Linked DNA regions of Homo sapiens: all the other regions are linked to region 1. The links are chromatin loops, found by intact Hi-C in ENCODE. Cell type or tissue: Caco-2. All regions are shown on one strand.

The links. Peaks named below come from ENCODE experiments on the same cell type or tissue, not always from the same donor. Only the 100,000 strongest peaks of a DNase experiment are listed, where the experiment ranks them.
Region 2: it touches region 1 in a loop (7-fold over the local background); 68 of 110 quality-filtered maps call a loop at or near these places.
Region 3: it touches region 1 in a loop (6-fold over the local background); 67 of 110 quality-filtered maps call a loop at or near these places.

What each region holds. Positions count from the first base shown.
Region 1 is chr6:41,063,665-41,066,164 of GRCh38, reverse strand. It overlaps APOBEC2 (apolipoprotein B mRNA editing enzyme catalytic subunit 2), which reads right to left. Exons shown (of 3, transcript NM_006789.4): 3 at 1,274-2,064. It overlaps OARD1 (O-acyl-ADP-ribose deacylase 1), which reads left to right. Exons shown (of 6, transcript NM_001329686.2): 6 at 1-1,393. Among named protein-coding and RNA genes, the nearest start is that of OARD1, 7.4 kb to the left of the region's middle. In Caco-2, no CTCF peak of the experiment used is centred here; a DNase peak (open chromatin) is centred at 1,114.
Region 2 is chr6:41,004,811-41,007,310 of GRCh38, reverse strand. The region is part of intron 1 of LOC101929555 (a long non-coding RNA gene); the gene reads left to right. Among named protein-coding and RNA genes, the nearest start is that of UNC5CL, 33 kb to the left of the region's middle. In Caco-2, a CTCF peak has its summit at 959 (motif pointing left); a DNase peak (open chromatin) is centred at 990.
Region 3 is chr6:40,996,770-40,999,269 of GRCh38, reverse strand. The region is part of intron 1 of LOC101929555 (a long non-coding RNA gene); the gene reads left to right. Among named protein-coding and RNA genes, the nearest start is that of UNC5CL, 41 kb to the left of the region's middle. RefSeq lists enhancers at 952-1,624, 1,625-2,298. In Caco-2, no CTCF peak of the experiment used is centred here; DNase peaks (open chromatin) are centred at 1,489, 1,889 and 2,427.

The DNA of each region.
Region 1 (2,500 bases):
ACAGAGCAAGACCCTATCTCAATTAAAAAAAAAAATTTGGTGGTGGAGTGGGATGGCCACTTTTGTGTTTTTAACCTCCATAGAAGATTTGGATGTGCAGCCAGCTGGGGTCTAAATATTAGTCCTCTTTTCTTCCGAAGCTGCAAAGACCAGTCGTCTATTGTGGTCATGGTAGGAAAATAAAGTTCATGGATTTAGCCAATGGTTCAGTATCAGAGCTATTCGGGAAACTAGACATTTTCTTGTTTTCCCTTACAGTGGTGTTGAGAGTTAAAACAGCCAGACTTGCTATTGATTTTCTCCCTAGAGTGACTTTGGGTCTGTCACAGGACTTGCTGCTTTCCCAAGTATAAAAGAACAACTGTATTTTAGAAGGGGCTGGTTAAAACACCAGGAAAGTACTGGTTAAATATAATCTTTGTACTTTAGACTGTGTTCTTATCACATATCAGCCTGATAAGAGGCAACAGTTTCAAAAAAGTATTTCACTTTTGTATTTCTAGGTGGAACAGACAAGTTCTTCATGTTGTTGGGGTAGGGGCAGTGGAGGGTCAAGTTCATTATCAAACTTTTAGATTGAGGCTTTTCTTGAAGCATTGCTTTTGTCCACATAAAGTTGAAGGGAAAAAGGAAGGAGAGATTATCTAAATACACAAAATTGAAAGTGAGAGTGGGGGATAAGAAACTTAAAGAAACTTAAAATATTTTGCTTAACTCTGCAATTACAGATGCTCCTCAACTTAGGTCTATGTCTGGGTAACCCCATCTTAAGTTGAGTTCAGTTGAAGGGTGTACTGAATGTGTATGGCTTTTGCACCGTTGTAAAGTCCAAAAATTGCAAGACAAACCATTGTAAATTGAGTACCATCTGTAAACCTTAACACAAGTCAAAACATGGATTTTCTAGGCTTCCTTTACTTTTAAAGAGATTATGGTTATTATTATTATTTTTTTCTTGGCGTTTGAGCCTTGATTCTTTAGACAAAACCTAGTCTCATTCAGGATTGGCTGTAAGTGGAATTCTGGGACTTAGCAGGAATGTGATAAAGCACTTTGTCATTTGCCGATAGTAGTCTTGGGTCAAATTCCGACGACTTATCACACTTGAAGCCTGAGGAAAGGAGGCATGCCCTGGTAATCAGAGTGAACACATTATTCCTGGAAACCTAGTTAGAGTTTGGCAAACACCCGGAAATTCACCTGTGAATTTTTGCTTCCACATAGGACTCAAACAAACCTTTAAAAAAAAAAAAAGAGAGACTTGACATCATCCTGCCATTACCATCAAACACCATGTATTGAATACTTTTAAATGATTGTATATCTGAACATTAAACTACTACTTTTCACCCGCTCCTCTCTAATAAAGAAGCTAGTTGCTTATTAACTGGCATTTGGGATGTGGCTACCTTAGATTTCTCATGCTTTTTGTTCCACCTTCTGCCCTATTACTTGCCTTCAGAGAAGGGAAAGGCCCTCACTTGATTGTCGTAAGAAGTCTGTATGGGAGAGTTATTCTGCATTGTCTAGGCAAGTCTTGGTTTAACCATGGCTTGGTTCATAGCCTGGAGTGTCCCTGTGTCTGGACTAGCTCGCTTGTCTGTGGCAACTTCCAGATGTTCAAGTTTCTTAAAAATCTGGCCACGGGAAAAACACACCACTTCTTTTATTAATGTTGCTGTTTTTCTTTTTTTAAAAAAATACCCAACTTAACATAAAATGCATATTTCAGAAATCTAAACCTCGGGTCTGAGGCTGTTTGTGTTAAGCAGCCCCCTTGGGTGAGCAATTAGGACCTTCAGTCCCATAGTTGACTGGAGCCCATGTATGGTTGCATTTCTCTCCTTGCAGGTCACTTTCGTCCTTCCCGAGAGCAGCATTAGAGAGAGAGTCACAGCCTAAATAAACTACAGCATGAGAAGTATATTTCAAGTCCTCTAAGGGCCTTGTCCAGTATGATTGGTTGGTGTCAAATGTTGTCCAGCTCCAAATGGTATTAGGAAGACAGGCATGTCCCAGATGGCTGTACATGTCATTGCTGTCTCTTGGTGGCAGCAGGAATACCTTGGTAAAACAAACAAAGAAAATGTGTTACTGAGAGCTCTGCTGGCCCCGAACAATGACTAGTTTCTTTTTGAACTAAGGTTTCTGTGTGCCCTTCCCAACAAGTCCCTGGATTTCTCCTCCATAGTTTCCTTTGCAGGATTGGGTAAATTTACCAGGATTGACTAAACCAGAAGCCAGTCTTTCGTTCATGTTTTGATGTGGTTTACACAGAAAAAGCCCCAGAAGAGATCTGGTTTAACTCTGGTCTTTTGACTAAATATAGGATTAAATACTATTTTGTCATTAAAAAAAAAAAAAAGAAAGATGAAATAAGTATGTAAAATAAGACACTTTATTTAACAAATGCTCATTTCTCAAGATTATTTTAATTAAGCAGGGTTGTTCTTTTGGGCTTTTAGATTACACTCTTATCTCATGCCAGTTTTTTTTTTTT
Region 2 (2,500 bases), 59 kb after region 1:
AAGAAGAGTACGATGAACACCTGGAACGTTTCACTTACATTAGCCATGTCTCTCTCTCTCTATCTATGCCTATGCCTATCTATCTATCATCTATCTATCTATCTATCTATCTATCTATCTATCTATCTATCTATCTATTTATCTATGTTTCTTTCTTTTTTCTTTTTTTTTTTTTTTCTTGAGATGGAATTTTGCTCTTGTTGCTCAGGCTGGAGTGCAATGGCGTGATCTCGGCTCACTGCATCCTCTGCCTCCTAGGTTCAAATGATTCTCCTGCCTCAGCTTCCTGAGTAGCTGGGGTTACAGGCCTCAGCTTCCTGAGTAGCTGGGGTTACAGGCATGTGCTACCATGCTGGGCTAATTTTTGTATTTTTAGTACAGACAGGGTTTTGCCAGACAGGGTTTTGCCATGTTGGCCAGGCTGGTCTCAAACTCCTGACCTTAGGTGATCTGCCCGCCTCGGCCTCCCAAAATGCTGGGATTACAGGCATGAGCCACCACACCTAGCATATATATATTTCTAAAAAATCTGAATCATTTAAGTTATAGACATCATAATACTTTCTCTTAAACACTACAGCACATCTCTTCTAAAGATACTCTCCTTCACAATACCATATCACATTCAAGAAATGTAATATTGATATAGCACTATTTCATATACTATCCACATCCAAATATCCTCCATTGTCCCCACAATGTCCTTTGTAGTTCCCTCCTTGATTCAAGGATCATGCATTGCATGTGTCTTTATTATCCTTGAGTCTAGAATAGATCATTTTTTAAAATTCTTCTTGACTTTCTTTTTTCTTTTCTTTTTTCTTTCTTTCTTTTTTTTTTTTTTTTTGAGACAGGGTCTCACTCTGTTGCCCAGGCTGGAGTGCAGTGGCATGATCTCGGCTCATTGCAGCCTCCTCCTCCCTGTTCAAGCGATTCTCCTGCCTCAGCCTTCCGTGTAGCAGGGACCACAGACGTGCGCCACCTCCTGGCTAATTTTTGTATTTTTAGTAGAGACGGAGTTTCACTTCACTATGTCAGGCTGGTCTTGAATTCCTTGACCTCAAGTGATCCACCCGCCTTGGCCTCCCAAAGTGCTGAAATTACAGGCGTGAGCCACTGTGCTCGGTCCTTCCTGAGATTTTTGAAGAATCCGTGCCATTTCTATTGTAGAGAAATTGGCTGCCATTTCATGTCAGTTGGTCCCGTTATTAGATGCTGAGTTTGATCATTTGGTTAAGTGGTGTCCACCACTGTTCTCCATTGCACCCTTGCCCCTTTTTACTTACTAAGTAATCTGAAGGGGTTATATTTGAACTGCATGAATATCTCACCAACCTTTTATTCAATGGTAACAGAATACACCGATGATTCTTAGCCGAGTAACTCACTACGTTGTAAAATGGTAATTGTCTAATTCTATCATTCTACTTCATTAACAGGCATTCTTTCATGAAGAAGAGTTTCCCCACCCTTTTGAATATCACCATGAACTGGGGAACTTAAAAAAAATCCATGTGTCATAATTAATTACAAATATTAAAACTCAAATTGTCCAAAATTTGCCTGGTGGGAGCCCTTTCAGTTTGGCTCCCGTGCTCCTTTGACATGTCACCATTAGAATTTGAGCACTTTCTTGATTTTTAGCGCAACCTGACATCCTAGGCTTACCCTGTACTGTCTCTGCTCCAGAATCGGATCAGTCATTTCTCCCAAGGCTCCTGGCTCCTTTCAATGGAGAACACTATTAAAAAACCAAATTCTGGGTGCTTGGTGCACTCATTCCATTGGAGCATTGTTATTTCTAGGCTCTTTCAGTGGATAGAGCTAGCAAATACTTTTTCAAAAAAAGAAATCTTGTATTTACTTTGATACTTCCAATTCAAATCCAACACCCCAGGGTCTTCCTTCCCTTCCCACAATCCCTATTCATGTGTTCTTTCTCTCACAGTGAGAACTTGGTTCTCAAAATGCCAACATATTCATTAACTTTCTCTATTCTACAACACACACAAATCATTTCAGAGTTACTGCACCAGTTATACTACTAAGAACAAACCTACTCAGTCAGGTTTAAGGCATCTTTGTGGTGTTTATTCTCTTTAGAATATATTCCATTAAGGGTGTATAGTCAGGGTACTGTGTCCCAAATTCTTTGAATTAGAATTTTTCTATATGATTTGATACAGAATTAGGTTTCATTTGCTTTTGTTAAAACTCATCTTTAGGTTTAGTTTTTTTTCGCTCTTGGTAATTTAATTTTGTTTCTAAACATGTAAAAACATTTAAATGATTGAAAAATCAAACATATATAAGACGGTATACTAGAAGATGTCTCCCTCCGATCCCTAGCCCTTTTGCTACATTTCTACATTTCTATTCACACCCTGCAGATAACTATTTTCGTTAGATTCTCATTTACTCTTCCTGGTATTGTTGTTGTTTTAAAATAGCATTGATCCAGCTGAAGAGGAAAAATGGAAATTTAGCTAAAGAAACTAAG
Region 3 (2,500 bases), 67 kb after region 1:
CGTGCGCCATCTTTGCCTGTTTCTTGGGTACTGAACCACGCTCAGCAGCAGGGCTGCCAGCCCTGATTTCCTGGGTCAGTCAGGCAACATATCTGAATTCTAAGAAAGCCACCTGGAGCATAATGACTTTCCTCTCAAGGTGAGACTGTGGCCAGCTAGTGAGAAAATGTGAATGAGGGCGAGGGGCAACTCTGGCCACCTTTTAGTCCCGTGGGCCATGTATATTAGTCACATAGGCTAGGTTTTGCTGCAATTGCAGGTAACTCCACAACAGAACTTATTTTTCATCTGGGCTACGTGTCCACTGCAATCCAGCCACAGCTCTGTTCCATGCTTTCTTCTCTTGGGGACCAAGCCTGTTGGATAAGGCACTATCTGGAACATGTTCTGGTCATTGTGACAGCAAGAGAAAAGCCAGAGAACCACGTGCTAGCTCTTAAAACTTATACTCCAAAGTGACACATGTGACTTCTGCTCACATTTCATGGGCCAAAGCAAGTCATTTGGCCAGAGCTGCATATATCAGAAAGGAGGTGTCTATTTCTCCTGCAGGGAGGGGCACTGAATATTTGGGACGGTCTTTTTCCAGGAAGATACCAGCTCTGCCTAAAATATAGCAGTTGCATGCGATTTAGAAATCTGACAAACAGGATTGTCAGAAAAGATCTGAAGGAAGCTGCCATGTGGGGAATTGTAATTTTTTCCCCTAAAGATTATTTCATGCTTGTTGGATCCATCATATTCTGAAATCCTTTTGCTGTCCAACAAATATTGATAAGTGGAGGCTATTCAGTCACATAGTTCTTAGGCATATCACGCCATAGCTCCCTGACATATGCCTACTGGCTGCCTTAATTTTCTCCCAATTTGTAGCTCCATGTTTCCCCATCTTCCTCCCCACACCCCATCTTTTTCTTTTTTTCTTTTTTTTTTTTTTTTTGCCCTTCTTCATTTCTTCTCTGGTCTCCAAAACCCAGATGACTGTGACTTTTCTGTGATCACTTAAGATTTTCAAGCTCCTCCCTCAAGAGGCTGGTAATTTCCACTTGGAGCATTTTCCTACTATTTTGTCCAGCTAAGCAGTAGGTTCTTAGGAAAACTGTGTGTCTTGGAGAATGAATTTCCATCAGAGGTAAGTGATTGGCATGCTTTTTTCTGTTTTTGATTAAAAATAATTTTAATATAATATTTTACTAGATTGTCTGACCAGAAAAGAAATTACTAAAAATCATAGCTATAGAGGCACTTTAACAAAATAAATATTTAATACCTGGGACCTATTTGGTACTTTTCTCTTTGCCCCTTCTTATTACAAGTACCTGAATTCTCATGCTTGATTGCCAGATGGGATCTTGAAGTGTCTGGCCAAGTCCTGTGGGGGTCAGAGCCCTCTGTTGCGGCTGAGCCTTGGACCAGCAGTGATCAGAAACCTTTCCTGGGGGGAGGCTTTTGTTTGCTTGCAGGAATGTTTCTGGGCCACCACCCCAGGTAGCCCATTCACCGTCCTGGCAGGGAGAGCTCATAAAAGAGGCAGCCTATTTCACTTTTTTCTTTCCTCCTTATCAACTGGGACAGTTTGTTTTTCCCTCTGACTCATAGATCCGGAATTTCAGGACTAGAAAGGGGCTCCCCTGCTGTTTTCTTCAAGTGACAAAAAGACAAAGATAGAGTTTAGCTACCTATAGTGCATTTTACTTCAGCATGAAGAATACTTATAATTGTCTTTTCCAATCAGACATTTTCCTAGCCAGTTTGTTTACCTTATTTTGATTTTGAGGAGGCCCATTTCCTACCTTGTTTTCGTTTGTCTTATTTTTTACTGGTCTTAGCTGGGTCTTTTGTGAGCTGCTAATTTGCTCTCTGGTCTCTTAGCAACCAGGAACTTTTCCAGCTTGCTGCTGAATCAGACCTTGGAGTTGCAAAGTTTATAACAGAACCTGCTGAAGGACAGTATCTCTCCTAGAGCCAGCAATTTTAAACCAATGTTTGAACAAGAAAATTAACCAGGGTTTCAGGACATGTACATTCACAAAGGCAACAACTACAAAACAAATGTCTGGCTCTCCAGAATGGTTCCATTCTCTTCCGCTCCCAGCCCCAGATGGCCAAGTGCTCTCTGGCTTACTTTGTCTTCCCTCCTGCAGCACAAGGCATTTCCCATTCCCTGTTCTTGGGCTGATGTGAAGCAAATGGAGCCTGCTCAGATAGGAAACAACTGTGCCCTGCCTGGAGGAGAACCAGAAAGGGGTTCTGGGTCTGCTGCTTGTTAGCAGGGGGTCAGGGCCAGCTGGTCACATGGTCTTTGACAGTTTCATTCCACACGTATTTATTTCACGCCCACTAGGTGCTAGGCCTCAGCACAGGGAAATGCATAGAATACAGCTGTGTCCCTTTAGAGCCTGTAGTCTAGTGAAGACAAACATAAATAATCTGGTTGCTATCCGTGTGACAAGCCTGCACTCACGATATAAACAAAGGACCGTGGCAGGAGAGAGGAGAA